Regions from separate parts of the Mus musculus genome. Here all the other regions are linked to region 3. A link is a loop called in an ENCODE intact Hi-C map of the cell type or tissue named here. Cell type or tissue: heart. All regions are shown on one strand. Links, peaks and the distances in the headings refer to the core of each region. The heading gives the core; the rest is flanking DNA. Region 1 overlaps Tmem159 (transmembrane protein 159). Region 2 has its middle 3.2 kb from the start of Tmem159. Region 3 overlaps Thumpd1 (THUMP domain containing 1). Region 4 holds the start of Eri2 (exoribonuclease 2).

Evidence for each region. Hi-C counts contacts between places; a loop is a spot of excess contacts. Peaks named below come from ENCODE experiments on the same cell type or tissue, not always from the same donor. Only the 100,000 strongest peaks of a DNase experiment are listed, where the experiment ranks them.
Region 1: it touches region 3 in a loop (4-fold over the local background); 3 of 42 quality-filtered maps call a loop at or near these places.
Region 2: it touches region 3 in a loop (2.1-fold over the local background); 3 of 42 quality-filtered maps call a loop at or near these places.
Region 4: it touches region 3 in a loop (5-fold over the local background); 8 of 42 quality-filtered maps call a loop at or near these places.

The regions. Positions count from the first base shown.
Region 1 is chr7:120,102,811-120,108,515 of GRCm38, reverse strand. It overlaps Tmem159 (transmembrane protein 159), which reads right to left. Exons shown (of 5, transcript NM_145586.1): 2 at 3,687-3,886. The coding sequence starts at 3,782. Among named protein-coding and RNA genes, the nearest start is that of Tmem159, 3.2 kb to the right of the region's middle. In heart, for the core only: a CTCF peak has its summit at 3,343 (motif pointing right); no DNase peak of the experiment used is centred there; H3K4me3 peaks cover 457 bases; H3K27ac peaks cover 136 bases.
Region 2 is chr7:120,096,409-120,102,113 of GRCm38, reverse strand. No RefSeq gene overlaps it. Among named protein-coding and RNA genes, the nearest start is that of Tmem159, 3.2 kb to the left of the region's middle. In heart, for the core only: CTCF peaks have their summits at 3,531 (motif pointing left) and 4,118; DNase peaks (open chromatin) are centred at 3,493 and 4,073.
Region 3 is chr7:119,717,523-119,723,227 of GRCm38, reverse strand. Thumpd1 (THUMP domain containing 1) reads left to right here. Exons shown (of 5, transcript NM_145585.3): 2 at 2,324-2,717; 3 at 3,927-4,101; 4 at 4,958-5,206. The coding sequence starts at 2,487. Among named protein-coding and RNA genes, the nearest start is that of Thumpd1, 3.2 kb to the left of the region's middle. In heart, for the core only: a CTCF peak has its summit at 2,383; DNase peaks (open chromatin) are centred at 2,437 and 2,797; H3K4me3 peaks cover 1,724 bases; H3K27ac peaks cover 1,580 bases; H3K27me3 peaks cover 9 bases.
Region 4 is chr7:119,791,410-119,797,114 of GRCm38, reverse strand. It overlaps Eri2 (exoribonuclease 2), which reads left to right and starts at 3,057. Exons shown (of 9, transcript NM_027698.5): 1 at 3,057-3,197; 2 at 4,617-4,684; 3 at 4,767-4,850. The coding sequence starts at 3,175. It overlaps Rexo5 (RNA exonuclease 5), which reads right to left and starts at 2,993. Exons shown (of 20, transcript NM_001370778.1): 1 at 2,904-2,993; 2 at 2,613-2,739. The coding sequence starts at 2,735. In heart, for the core only: no CTCF peak of the experiment used is centred there; a DNase peak (open chromatin) is centred at 3,084; H3K4me3 peaks cover 2,480 bases; H3K27ac peaks cover 1,473 bases.

The sequences.
Region 1 (5,705 bases), core at 305-5,304, 390 kb before region 3:
TTGTTATGATTTGGATATAAAGTGGCTCCTGCAGACTCATGTCCTGAAGCCTGGGCCCCCCAGCCCCACTCCCACCTTAGCTGTTGTGCTGTTCTTGATGGCTGTGAAGCTATAGGAGACTCCAGCCTAGCAGGAGGAAGAGGGTCACAGGAGCGTGCCCCTGGGGCTCCATTTTACCCTATGCCTTCCTGAAGTAATCTCTATGTCTCTGTGTACGTCTGTCTATCCCCATCCTATCCCCCTGCTTCCTGGCTACCATGATGTGAGCTACTTGCTCTGTTCTATCCTGCCCTTGGCACCAGGATGGTCTAAACCCATGATAGAAATATAAGTGCTCCTCCTCCCTCAAGTTGTTTCTCGGCTGTGTATTTGTCAAAGCAACAGAAAGTCTGACGAATGCAAGCTTATAGGTGCTTTGCTTTCCTTCTTCCTCCCCAAATCACGCTATCTGTGGGCTGGAGGGATGGCTCAGTGGTTAAGAGCACTTACCGCTTTTGAAGAGGATTTGAGTTCAGTTCAACCAGAGCAACTGACAATTGCTTGGAACTCCAGTTCCAGAGATCCAATGCCCTCTTCTGGCCTGGCCTCTCCAGGCACTGCACACATGTGTCCCACACACGTGCATTCATACACGTACCATTCAACGCATACAAACACATTACATAAAAGTTTTTAAAATGACAATCAACCTACTTTGATATACTATAAACTTGCAGGAGAAATAATAACTCCATCTCAAGGCTACCTGAGAACAACAGGCCCATAGAGAACTGACCATTTCCACATCTGTCTGGGAGTAGGCTAGCCTGGAAATTATCTAGCCCAAATCTACACCACTGCATACAGCTGAGTTGTTGGAAGGGAAGAATAAAATAAAGTCCATCTGCTTTGAAATGCCTACCTCAGAAGGCAGGTATAAATATTAACTAAGACATGCTAAATGCCTGGTACAGGGTTGGGATTTAGTAAGGCCTCCATCAGGTTAATAAACACACAGACAGTTCTTATCATCTGTGAATACCATGTCTGAAGATTTTTCTACTCACTTAAATGTATCTCTACCCCAAAATCAGTCCTTTGAACATCTTTGATGTCAAGATCAAGTCATCTGACAAGAACATTCCCAGATTGTTATGTGTGCACCCGAGATAAGAGGCCCCATCCTAGAAGACTGTACCGTCTCTCCTCAACTTCACCCTTGGTCTCATCCTTTCTGGGATACTGAGGAGCCAAATTACAGCATAGTGGCCTATTTAATGCCACAATGTTCTCATTCCTTTTTGTTTGTTTGTTTGTTTGTTTGTTTGTTTGTTTTAGTTTTAAGATTAATTTATTGAATGTATATGAGTACAATGTCACTGTCTTCAGACACACAGAAGAGGGCATCAGATCCCATTTCAGACGGTTATGAGCCACCATGTGGTCGCTGGGAATTGAACTCAGGACCTCTGGAAGAGCAGTCAGTGTTCTTAACTATCTGAGCCATCTCTCCAGCCCAAAGTTCACATTCTTAATTTCTGCTTAGCAATTTAAAATATCCACCACCAGCAGCAGCAGCAGCAGCAGCAGCAGTGTCTTTTTGTTACTGATCCTTATGAAGAAAATGCATGCATGTTTGCTCAAGACACAAATTAGCCTCGTGCTAGACCTAAGTTCAATGTCAACAATCAACAGAAAATATATACATTAATGCATCTTTCCAGAAATATGCATAAAATAAGGACATGCACTGATCTGATTACAAAAACACTGGGACTAGAAACTTGCAGGACCTGAGTTCCTTGTTTCCTGCAGAATCGTGATTTGCTAAGTACTTGCTAAGCCAGTGTCAATGGTGATTTCCCACAAGTCATGAGAATGAACTATAAATGTGCAAAGGCCACGAGGACCTTTCTTACTGAACTAACACATCCAAGAAGTCTCAGCCAACTAACTAGAAAGCTGCTTGTCCATCTTAAAAATAGCCTGGTAAACTGGCAGTATGCCAATTGCATTCTGAAGCAAGTCCAAAGAAGGCCTCTGTGAAGCATATGGCTTTAGATGGTAAAGTGTGTGTTTTATAGAAGCTGGTAAAACTATGGTGTCCAATAGGGAAAGAAAATCACAAAACAGTTCCCATCACTTTAGATGCAGACATACTTTTATGTGCACATGGCATAGACGTCTAGAAGATATACAACAAAATGGTAATAGTATTAGCTAGCTGGTACTGTTTACCTTTTTTTTTTTTAAAGATTTATTTATTTATTATATGTAAATACACTGTAGCTGTCTTCAGACACTCCAGAAGAGGGCTCCAGATCTCGTTACGGATGGTTGTGAGCCACCATGTGGCTGCTGGGATTTGAACTCAGGACCTCTGGAAGAGCAGTCAGTGCTCTTAACCACTGAGCCATCTCTCCAGCCCCCTACTGTTTACTTTTTAACAATCTTTTTGTGAATATGCATATACTGTATAAGTGCACACGTGTGCTTTCATGTATGTGAGTGCACATATATGCAATGGTGCACATGTGGAGGTCAGAGGACAACCTCAGGGGCTAGCCCTTGCCTTTCACCTGACCCTCTGAAACAGGGTCTCCATGGGTTGTTGTTCTAGCACTGAATAAGACAGGATACCTAGTCACGAGCTTCCCAGGATCCTGCTGTCTCAACCTCCCACTTTGCCATAGGGACCCTGGGATTAGGGAGATGTTCTCATATGGCCATCTGTGTGTGGATGCTGGGAATTCAAACTTGTAATCTCACGATTAACAGACAAGAGCTTCACCAGTTGGACCATCTTCCCAGCCCTAGCATTCTGTTTACATGCTGAAAGGCATACAGAAAACAATAAAGATCCATACACAAAGAAACTGAGCATCTCAAATCCCACCGCACTGATCTGTGACAGGATACCAAAAAACAAAAAACAAAACAAAACAAAAAAACCATGGCTAGTTTGCATCACAATAATCCTGTGAAGGTAAATAACAGTCTAGATTTCAGAGTTAGTACAAAAAGGAGTGTGAAATATTCTCTTTTCCATTAATTTTTATAATGATGGCATGCTGAAATGATACAATTTTTGGTATATTAACTAAAATATATTCTTAAAATTAACCCATTGCTTCTTTGCAGTTCGGGTTGGGTACCAGAAAATGTGAGTGCACCCATGGCTCAAGAATCATTGCTGCTGGATGATGGAGTTCTAGTGGAACACAAAACTCAGACCGTAAATGAGGCACTGGCTGGCTTCTTTGCTTAGGGGAACAAATGAGTCAAGCATTTCAAAGAAAAGAATAGTGTCTGCTGTATAGACTAAGAATAGCTTCTTTAGATCCAGCCAAAGAATGGCAGTGACCACAAGGGGCCACTATCCAACCAAATTCTGCACCATATGGGATGTAACTAGTGGTCTGTGATTCTCGGTGACTTCCAGGAATCTTCCTTAATTTGGAGGTGTCTTGAAAACAATCTTCCTTCCCATTCACCTGCTGTCCTACTGCCCTGAATGTCACTATGACGGCTGATGCTCTAGCAGCCACAATGAACATGGATATGAAGGTCACACTCAGACATAGTAGGGTACTAGGAGGAAGATTCCTGACTTATTGTAGATTTCTATTTGAGAAAGAAACAGTGTCCAATCTTGTTCAGACCAGTGTTTTCAGGGTTTCCCATTATATGTGGCATTGGGCACTGACCTTTGAGTTATTCAGGAAAGACTCTAACAGCAAACCCAGCTTCCTTTGCAGCTCCTGTAAGTCTCTGGAGACACTCGGGGGCTCTTCTTTGGCCATCTTGAAATGTCTGTCAGTCTCACTCTAGAGTAAACTCTCTACCAGGAAATGCATTACTGTAGTACGTAGCCCAATCTCTCATGTCCCCCCGTCTCTTGCTATCGCTGAAGGAAACAAAAAAAAAAATAATTATTAGCAATCTCCAAGGAGCTCGGACCATCCCCAATACATTAACAGCAGGCATGCAGATGAATATAATTTGACAATATTTATCAATTTAAGCTGCACATACTTTGACCCAGCAATTTATTTTTTATGAACCTAAATAAGATAGATATGTGAAAAATACTCATAGGATGTATATCATATTCCTGTTTGTTACATAAAAAGACCAGCAAGATAGGAGGAAAAAGCTAAATCCATTTATTATTTATTATGAACACTTCACTGTTTTATACACACACACACACGGTGTAGAAAAAGATCCAGAAAGGCTATTCTCCGAGAACTTATGCCAAACAAGAAAACTGATTGTACTGTACTATTCAATCTCACCCCTCCCCCTTCTCGCTACCCTACCACTCCAGGCTTCCTTTGCTCTGACAACAGGGGCTTGGGGTGCTTTTTCTTCTTTCTTTGGCTCCCAAGAACCTTGTACAATGCCACACTTTATTTATGTGTGGTGAGGTCTTCACTAACAAGACCTGTCCCCGAGGCCTTGGCACAATTATTTTCTGTGATTCAACAACAGCCTGGAATGTATAAGACAGTCCCTTTCTCACGTCGTTTATGCATTTTTCATTATGGCAATGAATCAAATTAGATATGCTTTTAACCCCGGCTGAGTTTTCAAATAAAAATATTATTCTATATTAATATATTATTCTTATTTCATGTCTCCTAGAACACCTTTCTGGGTTGGAAAGCATAGGATCTCCTTGCAGCTAACCTAGTGTTCTTATAAACCTGCGCTCAGTAGATTCTATCACAGTGCCCCAAATGACTGAATATACCACTTGCCCATTATGTGCAAACACACCTTACCAGTGTCTACACTACAGAGCCTAGTATGCACACCTCCATCACACCAGCTAAAGATTCTCTCCCCTTGGTCAGGGGAGAACCAACGTCAGCACCATTATTTATGTTGTTAAAGCAGCAGCTCCGAGTTAGTGCTGAATTTAGATGGCCCCAGGCTTCAGTTTACCTAATCACATTTCTACAGCGGGCTACAAGTCAAAATACACCATTACAACTCGTCTTTGGCCTGGGAAACATGCAAATGCCACGGAACCGGTCTGGGGAGTCTGCTGAAAGCTAGGGTAGGAAGAATGCGGAGGAGGACCGCAGTCAGGCACACTCATCTACCTAGCCACCAATTTTCTGACCATCTACTCCTTCTAGGGTCCTCTTCAGAGCAGCATCACAGGGAAGGTGGGAAGGCACCACCCCAACCAGCCTAGAGGTGCCCCGCCTACTCTCCGTTTTAGGGGGCCTAACCAGGTTCTCTAAGATCGTGCTCCGCCCCTTCTAAGATTCCAAATAAAGCTTTGCCTCCGGACTCTCGCGTCTTGCAAGCAAACCGCCACCGCGAACGTTCCAGCTGCGGGTCCGGTCGAATCCCCAGATGGGGGCAGGCCTTCGGGGCGCCTGGGAATCTATCCTGGTCCCCATTTCCGATGAGGGTTGAGACTTTCTGTTCTAAGGCTAGGGATCCATGGAGGAAACCGGTGTGATGCAGATGGGGGTCTGATCACGACTACGGGGCATAGAAACTAGGAGATCCGAACTCAGGGGAATTGGGCATCTCGTCACTGATCATCTGGGGCAAACCCACCTTTGACACCTGTAGCTCCCTCCTGCTGTGGCGAATAGCACCCTTGTTGACCAATCCTAGGGAAAAGGTGCGGACGCCGAGACAAGACTTTATTTACATCTTCCCATGCACGTTTCCCAAGAGGAAGTAGGACCTCTGCGTGGGTT
Region 2 (5,705 bases), core at 474-5,473, 380 kb before region 3:
GAGCGCTTGGAGACAGTCTCTTCCTACAGCAGTGGCTTGGAGTGAAAGTTCTGGGGCCACATCTTAGGAGAACTGGCAACCAAAGAAGGGGTTTTAGAGACAGAACTAGTTCTGGATTTGCCCCCAGAGTTCAAGTCATACCAGTCAATCAGTTAGGTACCTCCTGTACTGGAAGGTCCTAGTCATTACGCAAATGCAAGTGTTAGCAGTTAGAGAATCTTAGAGATGGATTATCTCCGTTTTACAGTTTTGAAGACAAAAACGAAGGAAGAGCTAGAAGGATTAAGTTCACAAATAAACTCAAATCCTCGTCTCAAGGACCCGTGATAGAGACACCCATGTTTGCTGGTTCCAAGTCTGAGGTGCCTCGTTCGTTACTCAATGTCAATACTGGCATTTAAGATGGGATGAATCTGTTTCTGAGATGTCCTGTGAGCACTGTGGGCTGCTTGGTAACATTCCTGGGCTCCACCCACGAAATAAAAACAAACACATTAACAGCCCCTCCCAGCTGTGATAACTTAAAATGCTTCCCAGGGGTTGGGGATGTGGCAAGGTCAGAAGCACTGTCTTTGAGCTTAGAGCAGAAAACTACAGGCTGGGGCTGTGGAGGCCCCATCTCAGGGCCCAAGTCTGGCTACGACTGTGTGACTGTGTGCTGAAATTACCTTTCTGAGCCACGTCTTCTTTACCCATTAAATGGGGAGAAGGGCAAGCCCAGGTACTTGTCTGCTACTAAACAGGTCTGTCTTAGTCAGGGTTTTACTGTTGTGAACAGACACCATGACCCAGGCAAGTCTTACAAAAAACAACATTTAGCTGGGGCTGGCTTACAGGTTCAGAGGTTCAGTACATTATCAAGGTAGGAGCATGGCAGCATTTAGGCAGGCATGGCACAGGCAGAGCTGAGAGTTCTATGACTTCATCCAAAGGCTGCTAATGGAAGACTGACTTCCAGGCAACTAGGGTGAGGATCTTAAGCCCACACCCACAGTGACACACCATTCCAACAAGGCCACCTCTCCAAATGGTGCCACTCCCTGGTCCAAGAATATACAAACCATCACATTCCACTCCCTGACCCCCATAGACTTGTTCAAACACATGAGTCTATGGGGGGCCATACTTAAACATAGCATAATGAAAAATGCATTTAGTCCAGTTTTCAAAGTCCTCATAGTCTATAGCAGACTCATGTTAAAAGTTCAAAGTTCAAGGTCTCTTCTGAGATTCATCCAATCACTTAACTGTAATCTCCAAAGAAAGACAGGAAACCAGCTGGGCAAACTCCAAACTCTGCATCTCCATGGCTGATGTCAAAGCAATCTTCAGATCTCCACTCCTTTTTCCTCTTTGTTGTCTGCAAAAAAAAAAAAAAAAAACAAAAACAAAAACAAAAAAAACAAAAACAAAAAAAAAAACAAACTGCTTTTTTCTGGGCTGGTTCCACTCCCTGTTAGCAGCTTTCCTCAGCATGTATCCCATGTCTCTGGCATCTTTAACATTTTTGAGTTTCCAAGGCAATTTCAATGTTACAGCTTCTTGCTTCAGTGTCTGGGATTCCACTTGATCTTTTGGGCTCCTCCTAAGGGCTGGCATCACTTCTCTAGCTCTGCCCTCTGTAGCACTCTAAGCTCAGGTTGATCCACTCCACTACATCTGCTGTTCTTGGTGATCATCCCATGGTACTGACATCTCCAATACACTGGGGTGTTCCACTCCAACTAGGCTTCCCCAATAGCCTCTCATAGGCTCTCTTCATGGTGTCAAACCTCAAATCCTTTGCATGACCCCTTCAGTCCTGGGCCATCAACTACAGCTGAGGCTACACCTTCTCCAATGGCCTTCCATGACCTCTCACAGTGCTGAGCTTCAGCTCTTCTTCCTGACACCTTCATGCCTTCAAAACCAGTACCACCTAAGTGACTCTAACACATTACCAAGTCCAGCCGCAGCACAAGATACAACCTTGGCTATCTCTGGAACACAGCTTCTTTGTGCTCCCAGAAAACAATTCTCAGAAGATTTCACCTCAGTGATGCCGGTCTCTTCTTAATCATTGCTAATTTCTTAGCTCCAGCTGACCAGCATCAATTGTCCCAGTAGTTCCTTCCATTCTTAACTCTAGAGCCAGAGCCACATGGCTGAAGCTGCTGAGGTCTTCTGCTTACAGGAACTAGAACATGATCCCCTTGTACTATTACATTATCACTAGCTTTATGTTTTCTAAATCCTTCACTGCCTAAGCTTGGCTATCCTGGTTCTTGCTCTGTAGATTGACCTTGAATGCAGAGATCAGCATTCCTGTCTCCTGGGATTAAAGGTGTGTACCACCATGATGGATCTAAATTTAGCTGGGTAGGATCTTGCCCCAAAGTCCCACTCCCTTAATCTGTTATCTCCTAGAACACAAGATTTTGTTCTATTTCACTTCCTGGCACCCCTTTAATATTCGAACCATATATTTTATATTTTTCCTTTCTAAGCTTGCTGTGATTGTTCAAACTTCTCTTCCTATTAATTAGCCAGAGAACAAAGCTGGGCTTTTTTAAAAACTTCGTTTGTCAATGCAATTAATCTGAGTCTCTTCACCTCAGCCTCAGGCTGACTTCTCAGACAAGGGCAAAAAGTAGCCACATTCTTCACCAAAAATTTCACAAAAACAGTCTTTATGCCACATTCTGAAATTCTTCTCCTTTGAAATCTCTTGGGCCAGGTCAACACAGGTCAAATCACTCCCATCAACAAAGTCTTCCATATTCCTACTAGGATGACCCATTAAGCCCCATTTGAAGGATTTCACTGCTTTCCAAATCCAAAGTCCCAAAATCCACATTCTTTCAAATAAAAGCATGGTCAGGCACAGCAATACCCCAGTCCCTGGTACCAACTTCTGTATTAGTCAGGGTTTTACTGCTGTGAACAGACACCATGACCAAGGCAAGTCTTATAAAAAAACATTTAATTGGGGCTGGCTTACAGGTTCAGAGGTTCAGTACATTATCATCAAGGTGGGAGCATGGCAGCATCCAGGCAGGTATGGCTCAGGCAGAGCTGAGAGTTCTATGTCTTCATCCAAAGGCTGCTAGTGGAAGACTGACTTCCAGGCAACTAGGGTGAGGGTCTTAAGCCCACATCCACAGTGACACACTATTCCAACAAGGCCATAGCTCCAAATGGTGCTACTCCCTGGTCCAAGAATATACAAACCATCACAAGTTCTCAGGTTCTTTTCACCCAAAGGCCCTGTACCCATTGCATCCTGAAGAGTAACTCTGGGTAAAAAAGAGAAACCATGGGGGTTTTACTGAAGACAACAGAAAAGATACCTTTAAAGAACTGCGTACCTATCAAGCACATAATAGGGACTCAAAAACATTTCATGGGAGGAGAAGGAAGGGTAGGAAGGTAGCTCAGCGGTTAAGAGCCCTGCTTGCTCTCCCAGAGGACCGAGCTTCCATACTCAGTATTCACAAAGCAGGCCATAACCCTAACTGTGACTCCGGTTCCAAGGAATCTGGCGCCCTCTCCTGGCCGCAGTGGGCACTCTATGCATGTGGTGAAAAAACACGTACCAACAAAACACACATACGCATTAAGTAAGTAAGTAAGTAAGTAAGTAAATAAATAAACGAATAGATAAATAAATTAATAAATGCTTTACAGATACATTCCAGGAGGTTGGGAGATGGTGGTAGGTTGTTTTCCTGGCATACCCTTGGGTTGTGTATCTAATCCCTATCACTAGGAGAAATTGATGTTACTTCAGCCACCTTATGTTCCAAGAAATAATTAAGCTGGTAACAAAAAAAAAAAAAATGAGCTTGGAGATGACTGATGGGGGTGGTAAGAAGTTTAAGGAATTTCACTCCAATTCCACTGACATCAGAAAGGGGAAATGAAGCACACAGTGGACCATGAGTAGTCAAGGGCGTGTCCCTGAAGTTTTTAGTTTCAGGCACTCTCGTCTGGCTTTACACTTTCGGTAGCTGCAGTACCACACAGTCCTCACCCAGGGAGCTGGGGATGGGTTTGTTTTCCTTAGACCAAGCTGTGGAATATTGAGGCGTCTCTGGGATTTCAGCTCAAGGGTGCCACCTAGGGACAGCTCTTTGATCCTCTAATCCTCCTCCCCGTGCATCTTTGTTGTGCTTCTCCTGGAGAGTCGCTGCCTCTGCTTCCATTTCTCCTCTTGGGGGTGGGGAATCTACTAGCACCTCTGTAGCATCAAGAACTTGACTCTTGAGGAACATTCGAAGGATTTATAAAATAAACCCATGGGAAGCGTCTCCTAGGCCTTTCCACAGCTTCTTACAGCAGTGGACTGAATATTTTTATCCCTTCATCCCCTGATGTGATGGTACTAGGTGGTGGGGTGGGGACCTTTTCGAGGTCAATAAGTCAAGGAGATGAAGCAAGCCCTTATGAATAAGATCAATGCCTTATAAGGGGAAGAGCGGAGAGGAGAAGAAAAGGAAGGAGAGGAGCGAGAACTTTACCTCTTTCTACTAGGGTACTAGGAAAGAACACAACAAAAAGCTAGCTGTCTAGACTCCCTGCCGGAATTTCACCATGCTGACACCCAGACTTCAGACTTCCAGCCTTTTGAATTATAAGAAATGTTTCTTGTTGTTGGTTTTCTTTTTTAATAAGTCATCAGCCTGTAGCGGTCATACTAGCCCCAATGGACCTAACATACTTGTTCTAGTTAAGCAATTTTTTCACCCCTCTGAGATCTATCCTGAGCACTTGGCTATGAAGAATAAGAAATTGGGGGTGGGGGGTGGGATGTCTTCAGCAATGCATTCACTTTAACTGTTAATAGCCAGAGCGGGAACATGACCTAAATCCAGCTGACCTCTCCTCTCATGTGGTGGGCACGAACACCCGCAGATCACATCCATCAGTGAACAGAAGGTCTGGTTTTAATATCTTTGAACACAGCTAGTGTTGAAAGCACATTACAATATTTCAGACAAGAGCCTGACTCCTTACCCAGGAGCCCATGGGCTCATTAGCCCCATGCTTCTCTCTACCCTTCACACACATGGATGCAAGTCTGTGCAGCTCACTGACACAAAGGGCTGATCCTGTACAATTTATTTATGTGCTGAGCAGCAAAGCCAGACCTTGTATGTGCTAGGCAAGTGTTCTACTACATGCGAGCCACATCCCAGACCCTTTGTGTACTTTATGGTAAGAAATATTATCATAAGGAATGAGGAAGGTCAGGTTACTTTAAAGTATAGAGAGCAGAACCTTGAGCATAAAGTGGAAAAATTCTGAGTTGCTTGGTGTTTTTAATGGAGCTGAAAACATTTATGCCTTGGGAAGTTGCTCTGTGGAAAGAACAGTAAAGAAAAGTTTCATGTTGTATCCACTCTGATAAAGAAGAGTCAAGGTCAGAAAACTTTGCATCTCTGTTTTACTTTCCTCGAGCATGGAATTAAGGGAACAGGAGATGGGGAGACAGGCATGCACCACAGCATCCTGAAGGAATTTAACAAGTCTAACTTGGTTTTGAAAGAATTTTGAAAGCAGCCATTTAATAAGCCCTTTGGATGCTGGTGCAATGGTGAATCTTGGGTAGGTGTGTGTTAAGTATAAGTGCTTGTGTGCCTGTGACTATTATATTGGTACTAGCCACAACATTCATAAAGAGCCTGTTGCATTGGATGACAAAATTGTCCCAACCTGACCAGGAC
Region 3 (5,705 bases), core at 234-5,233:
GTTAAGTCCTCCTCATATCGCCAAGGGATGTGAATGGAAGGGTTTTATCTGGCAAATATTAAACCAAGCAAAGAGATTATTTTCATGGTTGTTGTTCAACTCATTGCTTTATCGGGACTATCCCTCTTGAAGGCAGTGTACTCGCAAACCAGTGTACTTGGTTTAGGTCTTAAGTGCCTTCCAAGCACCATGTATTAAAGACTTATTATCTTTATGTGATGCTACTAGGAGAGTGTGGAACTGTTGAGAGCTGAGAGAAATTAAATCTTGTGGTACAACCCTGTAATTCAGGATTTCAAATGAAGCCCTATCTGGTGCACAGAACAAGTTCAGACCAATTTGGAGAACTAAGTTAGACTCTATTTATGAATAAAAGTTAAGAAAAGGATTGGGATATAGCTTAGTGGTCTGGCTTATGCCTTTGTCAGATCCCTAGTACTAAACAAAGAGGTAAGGCTTAGTGAGATGAAATTTGGCCACTGAGCATGTGACCGCATGGGACTAATAGAAACTCAGACCCCACCCTAAACTCTGTCTTACCTTCTGGACACCAGGAGATGAGAATCTTTCTTGTATTGGTTCTTGTCATAATGTATATTGTCTCACCCAGTCAGAAGCAATGGCATCAAGTGGCTTTGAATTGAGACCTCTAAACTCTGAGCTGAAACAAATCTTGTCTTATGTTAAGCTGGTTATCTGGAGTTTCTTGGGTCAGTAACAGAAAATGACAACATAACTAATGCAACCAGTTGGTTTCCTGTGATGGACTGAGTTTATTCTTAGTTTTCTCTGAAATTCCAAGTTCTAGGCTTCAGTTTTCCTATGTGGGGACCAGGGTGTTAGGCTTTCCACTTAATTACTATAAAACACTAGCTGAGATCTATCTATTCTATTCTCTATCTAAGATCTATACTATACTATCTAAGCTATACTAAGATCCAGGTAGGTATGTCACACTCTATCTTCCTTTTCTTTTGTTTTCTTTTCTTCTTCTTCTTTTTTTCTCTTTTCTTTTTGGTTTTTTTTTTTTTTTTTTTTTGAGACAGGGTTTCTCTGTATAGCCCTGGGTGTCCTGGAACTCACTTTGTAGACCAGGCTGGCCTTGAACTCAGAAATATGCCTGCCTCTGCCTCCCGAGTACTGGGATTAAAGCTGTGCGCCACCACACCTGGCCCTATTTTTCTTAAACGGTTATCTTTTCTTCTCCCCTATTACTTGGATGAAGTTTGTAGGTAAACCAAAAGAGAGCACCTTTCATGGTTCCCGGGCATTCCCATCAACCCAGGGTTGTCTGGGCCACCTTTCCACTGGGCACTGACATCAGCCTTTCTTTTCCTAATCAGGAACATCACTTCTCCAATTAACCCTACTGTCATGTGTGTTAGGGTTCTAAAATCCAAACCACCCAAGCAGGCACAAGGGTCCAGCAAAGCATGATCTTTATTTGAATTAGGCAGCAAGAACCAACCAGTCAGGGACAACAGCACAGACTTGGGAGCCTAGTGCATGTTCAAATGTCCATCTCAGTAAGGATGTAAACAGATGACAAAATGTACTCAGGGTGATACTGATGGATCAGGGACACAGGGGCTAAACTGCATCCCTAAACCAGGATGTTTCAGAGTGTTTAAGCCCATGTATATGTGTGTATATGAGCACACCTGGCTGTTAGAGGACAGTTGCCAAGTTGGCTTCCCTCTTTTCACCATGTGGGGTCCTGGGATCTTCAGACTTGGGAGCAAATGCTTTTTCCAGCTGAGTTGGCTTGTTGGTCCAGAAAGAGGTTTTTTTTAAATTCTTGAGTTACTTCTACAATCCATCACACATTGTGTGTGTGTGTGGATGAGATAATCTTTTTGGAACAAAACTGCTTTTGTCTCAATCGTTTTGTTCAGAAGCAAGAAATGTAACGTTCCTGTCAAAACCAGGGGTATGCAGAACATCTTACCAATTGGTCACTCTCACATGTTAGGACATCCGTGTCTAACAGAGGCAAGGAGAAAGAGATGAATACAGTAGCTCTAGTATTAATATAGACACATTTTACAACTTAGTGTTTAATGCTCTCACGGTGCCAGGGTCTGCCTTCACTGAGTCCCTTCTGTTCCTCATGGTAATATGGTAGACTCCAGTGACTCCTGAGAAACCTAATAAGGACAATAAATGTCATGTTCTGCTGATGGCACGACCTCCGTTCTTTAAACAGCGACTAGCACGATAAACCTTAACTTTAAAACAAACAAATATGAACGGGTAAATAAACCATTTCTTTGTGAGCACGTTTTACACTCTGCTGGAGTTCAAAATCTACGTTTACGTCCAGAGCCCACTTGGAAGCTGTTGTCACTTTATGCGAGGACTGGGCGGCACCGGAGCCACCGGAAGGCGGCGTGCAGGACCGCTTGGGCAAACTGTCGCGTACGTGTGACGCAATCACCCCGCGTCCGCGCAGACGAAGACGCCAAGGAACGTGGATAGTAGGAAGCATGGCGACCACCGCCCAGCAGTCCCCTCAGCCTGTTGCCGGAAAGCGCAAAGGCAAATCCCAGTTCCTGCCGGCCAAGCGGGCCCGACGCGGTGACGCAGGCGGCCCGCGGCAGCTGGAGCCCGGCCTGCAGGGCATCCTCATCACCTGCAACATGAACGAGCGCAAGTGCGTGGAGGAGGCCTACAGCCTGCTCAACGAGTACGGCGACGACATGTACGGGCCGGAAAAGGTACGAGCCTTGGGGAGAGCGAGCCGCCCGTGGGCTCTTCTGGGGTGCGGAGGCGGCAGTTGCTTCAAAGCGCCAGTACAGTGCTTGAATGACCCCGCTTACCTTCCCGCCCCTAAAGTGGCTACTATTGCGGTCATGTGCCTGGTGGGCGTGGGCCTCCGGGCTGGCTCTTTAGGCTTTCTTGACATCACTAACGACAGTGACTCCCACGTCTCGATTGCCTTCTGTGGACCAGGGAGTGTGCTAAAACCCGTTCGGATGTGTACCTCTCGCGTCAGTGCGAAGTTGCTACAAGCTAAGATCTGAGATAGTGAAAGGGATGCTATTTTCCAAGTGCCCTTGAAAATACATTTCAGATCTCATCCTATGGCGGTTTGGCAGCCCCAATATTATTTGGCTTAGATCCCGGATACACCTGCACACTCTGAAGTGTGGAGAAAGATAGTGTAGCAGGCCCCACTACTAGAGAGGAGGGGGGCAGAATAGGAATTTGTAAAGGCTCCTTCAGTGTACACAATTATTTTTATTACCTGATTGAAAATGACCTTGGTAGGACAGGACCCTGTCTATGCTGGTGCCTCGTGCAAGTTCCCTTTTTGTGGAGCCCCTTTTGTTTTTGACAGAAGACTTTGCTGGCTACCTCAGGTTGGCCTCAGCTCCCCAGGTGTAGGGATTGCAAGCACCGGCCACTGCTTTGTGTGCTCTCTTTCTTATAGTGGGAGTAAGGGATTTTATTTAGTTCTCTCATACATTTGGTTCTAATCCTATCACAGCCACATTGCCTGCCTGCCACTATCCAGATGGGTCTGAAAGCATTTTCAGATGACACATACCACACACAGGGAATTAATTTATTTATTTATTTATCTATCTATTATATGTAAGTACACTGTAGCTGTCTTCAGACACACCAGAAGAGGGCATCAGATCTCATTACGGGTGGTTGTGAGCCACCATGTGGTTGCTGGGATTTGAATTTCGGACCTTCGGAAGAGCAGTCGGGTGCTCTTACCCACTGAGCCATCTCACCAGCCCGGGGAATTTATTTCTTAATGTACATTTTGGAAGTTGTATTTTATTAATCTAATAAAGAAATTTATTTGTCAACATTGAGACCTCTGCCACTGGGGGTTTCACATAAGTAGTTAATTACAGCATTTGAACATGAGGTGTTCTGTAATTTTTGCCTGTTGGTTTTTATATAAACAGTTTATAGACAAGGACCAGCAGCCCTCTGGAAGTGAGGGAGAAGACGATGATGCAGAGGCTGCCTTGAAGAAAGAAGTTGGTGACATTAAGGCTTCTACAGAGAAGAGGCTGAGAAGATTCCAGTCAGTGGAGAGTGGAGCGAATAATGTAGTCTTCATCAGGACGCTTGGGATAGGTATGTCTGACTGACAGCCCTAAGATCATCAATCCCATAGTATCTGGGCATTTCTGTCTTAGCAGATGCTGCCTAGACAACGGCTCCCCAGGTATAGCTGTTAATTATTCTGTGGAACGTTTCCACATTCCATCAACAGTATATCAGTTTCCGAAGGTTTTGGAAAGGTTTTCAGATGACACATACCACACTCAGGGAATTTGCTTCTTACTCCACACTGTGGAAGGGGTGCCATTTTAGTTTCCTAACAATGTAGAGTGGTGGAGGGTGGTGAGCATTGGGTAAGGGTAGGGACCTGGCTGTGCTGCATCCTTCCTTTAGTAACTCAAGGCAGAGTGAAAGCGTGTATTCTGTCTCAAAAGAGCAGCTGCTACTTAGTTCCAGGTAGTTACCATTTAGGAATAGAGGGCCTGATCCACTTAAAACCTGGAAATAGAATTCCTTTGACTTTCAAATGTGGTCACTAATTTGGAAATATTAGCACTGTTGTCTTGGGCAGATGTGTTAGTTGGGAAGTAGCCAGTGAATCACCGTGTCACACGGTGCTCTGTGTGCTGGGATTCTTTCCCAACTGAGAGCTGGACTTCTGTACTCCTTAACTAATGAATTAGGGCTTTAAGTTACAGATTTTGTTTTTGTAAAAATATGCTGTGTAATGCTTGTTACTCTAATTTGTATTACAAGAAGACAACAGTAAGGTGTTGTGGTTTAAGTTTGATTCCGAGACTATCAACATTTATATTTGGTAGGATCTTGAGAAATACTAGATGGATGGAAAATAAAAACAAAAAAGTCTTGTTTTTTCTTTTCTTTTTTTTCTTGTGTTTCTTCTTTTTTTTTCCCCTTTTTCTCTTAGAACCTGAGAAATTAGTGCATCATATTCTCCAGGATATGTACAAAACCAAGAAAAAGAAGACAAGGGTTATTCTACGAATGCTGCCCATCTCAGGCACATGTAAAGCTTTTTTAGAAGATATGAAAAAATATGCAGAAACATTTCTGGAACCCTGGTTTAAAGCCCCAAACAAAGGGACATTTCAGATTGTATACAAATCTCGAAACAATAGCCATATGAATAGAGAAGAAGTTATTAAAGAGTTGGCAGGTAAGTTCTCTTAGTAATTTTATATAGCCTGCTCTGGTTTATGCTTAAAAATTTTTAAGTTTAGTACATTTTTTTCTTCACCACATGTATCAGATCTAAGTAATACTGATATGTGAGGTAGATCCTCTGGTAGAATTCTTTGCAAATCAAAATTGACTATTTGGGAAGATACAGTGGCCTGCCTATACCCATGGGTGATTGGTCATTAGATCTCCTAGGGATACCAAACCTGTGAGTGCTCAGGTAAGTCTTATATAATGTTGGCTGCCTTGGTATAGTGTTTGCATATAACCTGCACATGTTCTCTTATATATTTTATACTATCTCTGGATTACTTAGAATACTAAGTCTGGTGGAACTTCTGTGAAAGTAGTTAAGTTCTCTTATGTAGAGATAATGAGAATTAAAATCTGTCTGTTCTTGTTAAGCGGAGATACCATTTTCTTTCCTAAGTATATTGATTCACACTTAAATGGGTTTGTGCACGTGAGTGCAGTGC
Region 4 (5,705 bases), core at 527-5,526, 74 kb before region 3:
AGGCAAAAGACACCGTCAATAAGACAAAAAGGCCACCAACAGATTGGGAAAGGATCTTTACCTATCCTAAATCAGATAGGGGTCTAATATCCAATATATATAAAGAACTCAAGAAGGTGGACTCCAGAAAATCAAATAACCCCATTAAAAAATGGGGCTCAGAGCTAAACAAAGAATTCTTACCTGAGGAATACCGAATGGCTGAGAAGCACCTGAAAAAATGTTCAGCATCCTTAATAATCAGAGAAATGCAAATCAAAACAACCCTGAGATTCCATCTCACACCAGTCAGAATGTCTAAGATAAAAAATTCAGGTGACAGCAGATGCTGGCGAGGATGTGGAGAAAGAGGAACAGTCCTTCATTGTTGGTGGGATTGCAAGCTTGTACAACCACTCTGAAAATCAGTATGGCGGTTCCTCAGAAAATTGGACATAGTACTACCGGAGGATCCAGTAATACCTCTTCTGGGCATATATCCAGAAGATGCCCCAACCGGTAAGAAGGACACATGCTCCACTATGTTCATAGCAGCCTTATTTATAATAGCCAGAAGCTGCAAAGAACCCAGATGCCCCTCAACAGAGGAATGGATACAGAAAATGTGGTACATTTACACAATGGAGTACTACTCAGCTATTAAAAAGAATGAATTTACGAAATTCCTAGGCAAATGGATGGACCTGGAGGGCATCATCCTGAGTGAGGTAACCCAATCACAAAAGAACTCAAATGATATGTACTCACTGATAAGTGGATATTAGCTCAGAAACTTAGAATACCCAAGATATAAGATACAATTTGCTAAACACATGAAACTCAAGAAGAACGAAGACCAAAGTGTGGACACTTTGCCCTTTCTTAGAATTGGGAACAAAACACCCATGGAAGGAGTTACGGAGACAAAGTTTGGAGCTGAGACAAAAGGATGGACCATCTAGAGACTGCCATATCCAGGGATCCATCCCATAATCAGCCTCCAAACGCTGACACCATTGCATACACTAGCAAGATTTTTGCTGAAAGGACCCTGATATAGCTGTCTCTTGTGAGACTAGGCCGGGGCCTAGCAAACACAGAAGTGGATGCTCACAGTCAGCTATTGGATGGATCACAGGGCCCCCAATGGAGGAGCTAGAGAAAGTATCCAAGGAGCTAAAGGGATCTGCAACCCTATAGGTAGAACAACATTATGAACTAACCAGTACCCCTGAGCTCTTGACTCTAGCTGCATATGTATCAAAAGATGGCCTAGTCAGCCATCACTGGAAAGAGAGGCCCATTGTACATGCAAACTTTATATGCCCCAGTACAGCGGAATGCCAGGGCCAAAAGTGGGAGTGGATGGGTAGGGGAGTGTGGGGGGAGGATATGGGGGACTTTTGGGATAGCATTGGAAATGTAAATGAGGAAAATACCTAATAAAAAATATTAAGAAAGAAAGAAAGAAAGAAAGAAAGAAAGAAAGAAAGAAAGAAAGAAAGGAAGGAAGAAAGAAAGAAGGAAGACTGAGCAAGTCCTGAGGAGCAAAGTGGTAGGCAGTCCTCCTCCCTTCCTGGCCTCTGTATCAGTTACTGCCTCCTGGCTCTTGACCTGAATTCTAGTGAAGAATTGTGAATAGGACTGTGATCTGGCTATGAGAGCTGAGATAAACCCATCCCTAGACAAGATGATTTTGGTTATGAGGTCATGGTGTTTTATCACAGCAATAGAGACCCTAACTTATACAATGGCCTTGAGCTAAGGTTAGGTATTTACTATTAACCACTTTTTTGAGTTTCTGTTCTAGGGACTGAATTCTGGGCACATGCAAGGCAAGTCCTCTATTACTGAGCCACACTGCTGACTCTTAGCCACACAGTTTTGAGAAATTTCTTTGTACTACATCATTTCTTAGAACTTTTAAGTGGGGATCACCATACTCCCATTTTACAACAAAGAAATGAAGAAAGAGGTTTAAAAGCCACAGCGGGAATGCAGCCTCCGAAGATCAAGCTTTTTAATCTCTGGACTACCGTTTCCAACCCAGGGGACTTTACAAACATCCATCTGCTTTCTAACCATCCCCACCCTAATCTATATTTTTCCCTATCAGTCAGTTATATAACCACAACTTTAACATGAGAAAATGGTTCAGGCTAAGTGCATTTTTAAATATGTAATGAAAATTTTATATTTAAAATTCTCTTTTCGATGAAACATTTAAAAATACAAATACTAGGGCAAACATTCTTATTACTGGTATCATTCCTCCATCTAATCATTTCCCCAGGATAAATTCCCCATCAAAATGACCATTCATTTTTACTTCTTCATAAATATTGTATAAAAACAAGAGAATCCTGTTTAGGTGTGCATGGATATTCCTGAAATATTTTGTTATACGGATCTTAATAAATGTTTGTTAAATGAATATTCTGTGTACCAGACACTAAGTCAGTTTTAAACTATGGAGAGAGCCTGGACGAGGTGGTACAACCAAGGGAGCAGAGTTGAGTGAGGTCAGTGGGTGAGCCCTTACCCTTCGGCAGGGACCCTTCGGGTGCTGGCGAAAGTGACTCCCAGCCACAAGTGACTTCGGGCCAGCCTGCTGGGCTCTCTCCTCTGCTCACCTTGGCTTGTGGCTCGCGGTCCTGAATATGCGAAGGAGGTCCATCCCGCTCTGTAGCCGAGGCCGAGGAGTTCGGGGCCTCCTTCCTCTTCCTGGAGTTCGCCTCCTCCTTCTCTTGCTCCATCAGGCTGTAGGGGAAAGATCAGCTGGAGCTGAGGACCCCGCGGCGACCAGGAAACCGTGTCGCGGCCTCTCTCCAGCAAAGCGCTAGACAGGAGTGACGGTTGGTTTGTCTCTTGAAGCGGCTCAAACCAGTTTACCACTCTTGGCCCTCGCAAAAAAGGCCACAGACCTACGCCTCCTTTCCTCAATTTAAGCCGTCGCGAAGTTTAAAGCGCTCCCTGAGGCGCGTCGTGCGCAGAGCGAGGGGCTCCCGGTCCTCAAGCCTCTGTCCACGCCCCCGGGTCCCGAACCGCCCCCTATGCAACGCCCACAAACCGCTGGCGACGGCCGCCGCCGCTCTACAAGCGCCCGCTTCCCTTGCCGCGCCGGCGTTTAAACAGACCGGAAGTGGGGGCGTCCGACTTCCGGCCGTTGAACTCTGCGAAACCCAGGGTCCGGGGATGGCGACCAAGAGACTGGCGCGGTACGTTAGGGGGTTCCCCTTAGGGTGGGCGGTGTTCATCCGCAGTCGTTTGGTCTGGATCTGAAAAGGGCCCTGGTCTTCTCGGGCCCCACGTCGCCATTCGCGACAAGTTGGAGGAGCCCGAGAAACCCCGGGTCCTCCCTACCGTGGCATGCTCTATCAGGTCTGTTCATTCTAGACCCCTGGGACCTGGAACGTGACAGCTCTGCACACTGTTCTCAGGCAGGTGCCACTGCGCCCAAGTGACCTGCCTAGTCCAGTTTTATTGTCAGAATTACCACAGACTCTCTCAGGTTTTTTGGGGGGGGGTGGGGGGGAATATGCTGTGCACAGATTTTTGGATGCGTTGTACACATTTGTTGAGATTGTGGACACAGTATCAAACTTACCAGGCATAGTGGAATGGACCTACAATACCAGCATGGAAAGTTGGAGGCCAGCCTGGTCCTCATGGTGATGTTCAAGCAGGCGATGGCTAAATAGTGAGACTGTCTCAAAACAACAACAAAACCAGATTCAAAACAAAACCCCTATCTGATGTATTAATGAATAGCATAGGATTCAAGCGTGAAAAGTCCTGTCAAAGGTTAACATACTATGGCCATCTTTAGGCAAATCATTTACTTTTCTCTTGCATAAAATACAGGTTGCAGACATGTCTACCACCTAGAATTGTTTAAAAGAAGTCACCATCCTAATTAAATATTTGCTGAAGAAGTGACTAGTAAATGTTAGTTTTTCATTCCAAATCCCTACATTGGCCTCACGTCTTGTCTTTTTCAAATAGCCAAAATAACTATTCCAGGTGTCTGTCTACTTAAAGTTGTATTCGTCATCATTTGGGATCTTCCCTTCTTTGGACTGCAGTGTATTGCTGTTGGGAGGTTTGTTTGTTTTGTTTTTGTTTTTGTTTTTAATCATAGATTACCTTTCAGTAGTACTCTGGTAATCTTTCTCCCCTCCATTTTTAGAGTTTAAGCACAGGCATCATCCCCTTGGTACATAGCAAAGGCTTGAAAAATACATCTTTATAGTCAATTCCTCGGTACTACTATAAAACGTGAACAGGTAAGAGTAGTGTTTGTGAAGCCCGCTCAGGTAAAATGGACACTAAACTCAAGAGAGGATGGCCATTCGCACAAGGACCTAGGACTTTTAAAGTCTAGCCCTCCTTTCCTTCAGTCAGTATGCAGCTGTTGTTTGAGGCAGGGTCCTGCTGTGTGCTGTAAGCTGTCCCTCAGTTCAGTTTGGCCGTGGCCTGCTGACTGCTGAGCCTCCAGGTGTGGGGCCCTCACACCCAGCTCCACTTACCGTACATTAGAGATGATTTTGCCATCTGTTTGGGGCTATTACTTTAATATCATATTCTAACTGCAGTGTAAATGAGTTTATTGATCTTCCTGTGTCTTGCATTTTTAGGCGGCTTGGATTAATTAGGAGAAAGTCAGTTACACCAGCAAGTGGAAATCCAGGAGGGAGCAGATTGAGTAAGTCCCACGCTTACGTTACAGTTTGAAGCCTTGCCCTTGGAACATCGTCGGAACCTAAGAACACTGTGGTCTTTTGCAGAACAGTTGTATGCCTACTTAATTGTCGTTGACTTTGAGTCTACCTGCTGGAATGATGGGAAGCACCACAGTAGCCCTGAAATAAGTGAGTGTGGATGGCCAGTGGCCAAAGCTAGTGCTCTAGGAGTCTTCTTAAACATCCTAGATATAAGCCAGCCAATAAGAAAACAATGCTGTAAGCTCGTAGTTTAATATAAAAACTCTGACCTACAAAAGAATAAAATACCAAATACCTGAATGTGATTATCCAAAGTAGCTAGTTGTTTTAAGATTACATTTAAAACTTTGATTAGATACAACTGGAAAAAAAAAGGCTTTTCAATAGTAAAGTATATTTTAATTCATGCTGTGTTCATGTTTAATTGTAAAACAAAATGGGCATACTTTTGATATTCTGACTTATTCCATGGCACAGCTTTATTATAACTTTGCTTCTCACTGCTTTGGGTATTGGAATAAGCTTTTAAGGGAATTGATTTTTTAATGATGCTATTATGAAAGCAGTGTATGTTCAGGATAATTCACATATTCAGACCTGGTATGGTGCAACACACCCTTAATCCCAGCACTCAAGAGGCAGAGACAGGTGGATCTCTATAAATTTGAAACCAGCTTAATCTCGATCAGTGGTTCTCAACCTTCCTAATGCTGTGACCCCTTAATACAGTTCTTCATCTTTTGGTGACCCCCAAACTTAAAATTATTTTTATTGCTACTCACAACTGTAGTTTTGTGACTTTTATGAATCATAATATAAAATATCTGATATGCAACCCCTGTGATAGGGCCATTTGAACCCCAAAGGATATGTGACCCACAGATTGAGATATATTTTGTTTGTTTGTTTTCGAGAGAGGGTTTCTCTGTGTAGCCCTGGCTGTCCTGGAACTCACTCTGTAGACCAGGCTGGCCTCAAACTCAGAAATCCGCCTGCCTCTGC